2 separate regions of the Mus musculus genome follow, and region 2 is linked to region 1. A link is a contact called in ENCODE Hi-C data. All regions are on one chromosome and are shown on one strand. The core of a region is the stretch at or near the end of the contact, and the rest is flanking DNA. Distances in the headings are between cores, read along the strand shown. Region 1 has its middle 57 kb from the start of Peli1. Region 2 holds the start of Peli1 (pellino 1).

What was found. Hi-C counts contacts between places; a loop is a spot of excess contacts on that map.
Region 2: a map of left cerebral cortex shows a loop between it and region 1 (2.3-fold over the local background). The contact joins the promoter of Peli1 here to the enhancer-like site in region 1. A Hi-C loop is called at or near these places in 4 of 37 maps with a recorded cell type or tissue (gastrocnemius, heart and left cerebral cortex).

The regions. Positions count from the first base shown.
Region 1 is chr11:21,032,978-21,035,551 of GRCm38, reverse strand. No RefSeq gene overlaps it. Among named protein-coding and RNA genes, the nearest start is that of Peli1, 57 kb to the left of the region's middle. Within about 2 kb of position 1,281, at least 3 of the 3 ENCODE cell types and tissues checked have a DNase peak (open chromatin) inside an H3K27ac peak, as active enhancers do; they include gastrocnemius, heart and left cerebral cortex, where a contact is called at or near this core.
Region 2 is chr11:21,090,028-21,092,601 of GRCm38, reverse strand. It overlaps Peli1 (pellino 1), which reads right to left and starts at 1,278. Exons shown (of 7, transcript NM_023324.2): 1 at 924-1,278.

The DNA of each region.
Region 1 (2,574 bases), core at 32-2,531:
TGTCTGAAAACATCAAAATAGTGGTCTTCCCAGTGTGTGTTAAAGGCATGTGAAACTGGAAGTAGAATCCACCATCACTAATTACTGAATGGCTAGGTATAGTCACATAAAAGGATGCATTTGAGCCGGGTGTGGTTTTAATCCTTTAATCCCTTATTTAAAAGGAGTGCATGCCTTTAATCCCAGCACTCAGGAGGCAGAGGCAGGCAGATTTCTGAGTTCGAGGTCAGCCTGGTCTACAGAGTGAGTTCCAGGATAGCCAGGGCTACACAGAGAAACCCTGTCTCAAAAAAACAAAACAAAACAAAACAAACAAAAAAAAAACAACAACAAAAAAGGGTGCATGTGCTCCAATAGAGCACACTTTCTTACTAGTCTCCTTTAAGACATTCTTTCCTACGTTTAAGATCTATTTGCATAAGTATATAGTAAGATAAGTTTAAATTGCCATAAGGAAGTCTGTTTATATTTGTCTTCTACCAAAATCTCATTTTTGTCATCTTGCTGAAACAGCCATTTAAGTCACACAGAAAAGGAAAGCCCAGTTTTGGTGACATTCTGTTTTAATTCCAGCACCCTGGAGCCTGAGGTGGGAGGCCTGACAAGAATCTGAGGCCAGCCTGGGTTGCACAGTGAGTTCGAGGCCAGCCTGGGGGATATGTAGCAAGACCCTGTCTCCAACAATCAAAACAAAAACAAAGAACAAAACGACTTCTCCCAACCTCCACCTCCCAACCCTCCCCTGCTCTCAGCCTTCACATACAACAAAACATCAAATAGGAGCATGGTTTATGATCCAAAATGGGCATGATTTATGGGCCCAGCAAGCAGTCCTGACCCGCGCAAGTGTCTGTCTTGCATATGTAGATGGGGGTTGAAAAGGCATTTCTGGCCAGGACCCTTCCCCCAAAGCATTTTTGCAGTTTCTCTGTGCCAACTCATCTGTGGATATATCATTTTAATCCTCCATAATCGTAGATCTGTAAATCTGCGTGTGAGTCGCCGTCGTCTCCCCCTCCCCCCCCCCTTCTTCTTCTTCTCTGTGGAAAGGATTCCTCTCTACCCCTTGGAGCTTAACTGCAGTTAAGAATGTGACCAGGAGGTCACATTTAGATTAGAACCCAGTAAAACCTGATGAGCTTGCTAAGCAGGACAACGGGGGAAACTCACAGGTCCAACTGTGGCTGCTTTCCTCTGGAGTGGGTGTGGGCGGGGGGTCACGGGAGTGCCTAACAGGAAGTGAATCTGGCTCAGGCTCAGGCCACAGGCCACAAGCCAGGAGACCCAGGCATTAATTCCTTGGGTTAACCAGCAGGTTGGAGATGTAAGGGATTGGTTGCCTTGGAGCATCATCTCCCTCGCCCTGGCCCCAGCAGCTGCTAATTGGCTTTCTCTTCACAAGCAGCTTTCCTTCTCCATTCTGTCTCTGAGGGAATTTCCCAAACTAACCTTGTCTAAGCTTTCCCGAGGGACTGTTTGTGGGGGCAGGTGGAGGAATTTCCCACCTTCTGACCACAGTGTAGCCTGGAGAGATTTACTGCTGATCTCCCATTTGGGGAGGTTTCTTTTTGGCGCACCACGACTTCCTGTTTCCCAGCGGTCTCTGCTCTCAGCAGAGGGAAAACGAACGTGTTTATAATACAGTGATGCACACCTCCTCCCTACTCCTAGTTCTGGGCCACTGTGACATTGAATTTGTAAGCCAGGCCCCGGGAACCTTGCTGAGAGATTTGGGTGGATAACACTGAAAATTACAGAAGTATTTGGAGTATAGCTTGTCATTCGTGTGCCACAGAAAAGATTGTTTCATAGATTTGTCGCTCCTGATTTAAAGGAGCTTGAAATGCCTCTGTTAACAGAAACCACTAGGAGCTGGAGAGATGCCTGAGAGCATTGGAGTTTGGGTCCCAGTATTTGCATAGTGCATCTACTCACACCCAGTAGAGACTCTAGCTTCGGAACAAATGAGGCCTCTGGCCTGCACAACATGCACATATGTGCACATACCCACATGCACATAATTAAAAATAAAAAGTGCTGGGGATGGAACTCAGATCGTCACAAAGGCTAGGCAAGCACCGCATGCCCCTGCACATGCCACACCCTCAATGCCCCTTTCTCTTTCACTTAATAACAGGGCGCTGCCGCTCACGGAGCGCCCAAGTGTGATAAGCACGGTGCCGGGGAGTTTGCGTTCCCTTCTCATTTGATTCTGGTAAAAGTCCGGAGAAGTAGGCCTCATTAGACCTAATTAACCAGCGGGGTGGGTGGGGGTGGGGGGTAGCAGACAGCTACCTTTCCCTGGCTGGTATTTATTTATTTATTTATTTATTATTTGGGGGAGGGGGAGAAAAGGGTTTATTTGGCATACACTCCTATATTGCTGTTCATTATTGAAGGAAGTCAGAACAGAAACTGAAATAGGGCAGGATCCTGGAGGCAGGAGCTGATGCAGAGGCCTTGGAGGAGTGCTGCTTACTGGTTTGCTTCCCATGGTTTGCTCAGCCTGCTTTCTTACAGAATTGGCACTACATACCATGGCCTTGGGCCTCCCCCATCTTTCTCATTGATCAC
Region 2 (2,574 bases), core at 29-2,528, 57 kb before region 1:
TGTGAGTAGTGACTAAACATGTTAAATGTAGGTTAAGTAAAAACTATCCCCTCCCTCATCATTGTTGTCTGACTTTGTAAGAGATCTGCACATATAAACATAATATATGGCGAAGTGAGTTGATGACTTACAGTATCTTCACCACTCGGAACATTTTTCAGAAAGTCCTTTGAGGTTTTAAGATTCAAATACTATTTAAAAAGAATTATTGTTTCAACTACCTAACAATTACCTAGACTTCTTCCAGACTTCATTTAACCTGTAAGTAAAATGAGCATCTTTAACTTTTCCACAGGGCATTTGGAGAATGAGTTATTACTCATAAACGCTTTCGGAGCCTCAGACACCAGCGCGGTACATCAAGCGTATCCATCAATTTGAGGGCTTTCTGGACCTCAGTTTACCCACGTACGGAAACGGGCTTGGCAAGGGCCGGGAGGTGAAATTAATTAGTGTTTTTAAAATGCTCTGAGATTCCCAAGATGAAAGGAAACGTAGAGGCACGCAGAGATGATGACAATAATCATAACAATAAAAAGAATGACTAACTTGGAATTCTGTGTTACGTAAGGAAGCTGAGAAGTTATCAGATTCACACAAACAAAAGAAAAGCCCACCGCCCCTTTGTTCCCCTTCCACTTCGCCGGCCTGCAGCCTGGCCGCGGGAGCGAGAACCGGGCCGCCGAGCTGGGGCTCCCCTCCGCCGCGCACCCGCTCCAGCCGTGGGGGAGGGCGTTCCGGGCAGCTCCTCACAAAGGCGCTTCCTCCCTCCGCGCGGGATGCGGCGCCGCAAACTCTGCTCCCCGCCGCCTCCCCGCGGGCGGGCGGGCGCGCAGGCCGCCGCGCCGCCACCGGCAAAGGCTCGGAGGAAGTTCCGCGCCGCCGGCCCTCGCGCCCCCGTTCGCCGCCCGCGCCGCACTCACCGGACGACTGCTGGTGGCCGGAACGCCAGCTCGGCCCGCCGCACGGACACCCGGGGCGCGGGGGCGGCGCGAGCACCGGTTGAACGCAGGCACCAGCGGAGCCCGCCGCCTTCCCGCCAGCCGCCGAGCCCCGCGAGGCCGAGTGGAACGCAGAGCCGAGCGCGGACTAGAGAGGGAGGCTCGGGCCCGCTTTGTGGTGAGCTCCCCGGGCTGCAGGCAGATCCGGTGGCGCCGCACGGCCGCTGCTGCCGCTGCTGCTGTTGTCGCTGCCGCTGCTGCTGCTGTTGCTGGCGCTGGAGAAGGCGGCGGCGGCGCCCCCGACGGTCCCTCCGCCTCGAACCGCCTTTGGGTCACTGACACACACTGGGAAGGAGGGACCGGGACTAGCGGGAGGGCGGGGCATAAGGGTAAGGGGCAGGGCCACATCGCGAGGCGGTGCCGAGAGGGCTCTTGGGAACTGTAGTTCTCTTTACCGAGAGAGAAAAAAAAAAGTATCTGTTGTGGAGGAGCCTACTGCTGGCTCTGCGCTGTGCACGCGCAAGGGGGTTGGGGCGGGGACTGTTGCCATAGTCACCCATTCACTAAGCCTGAAGGTTCTGGACTGTAGTTGACTAAACAAGGCTGGTCTTGTGTCTTTGGTGCCATTGGGTTCCTGCCCACAGCCAGTCCCTCCTGCTTCACCCCACCCCCAACCACTTCCAAGTGCCCAGTGAAATCTAACTTCCTCTTGACATGGCAGTCTCCTTGGTTGTTTAGATTTCTTCTGCAAATCATAAATACCCCCTTCCTTTGCCTCCTTCAAGAGAATTACCCAAGGTACTAAAAATCTACTTGTTCTTAGTGTTTTAACAATTAGGTTATAAAACTGTAGGGAGCGTGACCATTAACAGAATTCTGTAATTTCTTTGTTCGGTTAGTTACATTTAATTCCAACCCAAGTTCAGCATTAACAGCATTGTTGGATCATTGTACTGCAATTTGTTCATCTGAAAATCTATAGTTCTTCAAACATCCAGATTCCATAAATATATATTCAAAAGATAAGTAGAGAGAGTTCAGAACTGTTCAATGTATGTATTAGCCGATTCAAGTTTCTCACTATCAAATTACAACATACGGCACCTTGAAACATGGTATGGGTATGTTGTGCTCAGCTAAGTCTTACACCCTTTCTAAATGACCAGGTATGCATGTATGGTGGTGTGAGAAAACACAGTACTGGCTCTCCAGAAGGTTTACAGGTAATTTGCCTCAGTTTCCCTTAATAGAGTACCTAGAACCTGGAAGAAAAAACATTAATGCCAAGGAATCAGACATCTATTTCAAGATGGGAAACTAAGGATTTTCAAATAGTCTTAGGATCAAAAACCCTGGATGCCCACAGACCACATAATTATTTGATCAATGAAGAAATAAGTAATTTAAGAAACAAGTACACGGGAGACAGAGAATGGCTCAGCAGGGCTCAGCAGTTAAGAGCACTGGTCACGCTTCCAAAGGACCTGGCTTCTTTTCCAGCACCAATGTGGACACTCACAGCCTCCTGTAACTTCAGGGAATCCAACACCATCTTCTGGCCTCATTGGCCCATAGACATATATGCAGGCAAGACACCTGTATTTAAAATATTTAATGTAGATATTTAAATAAA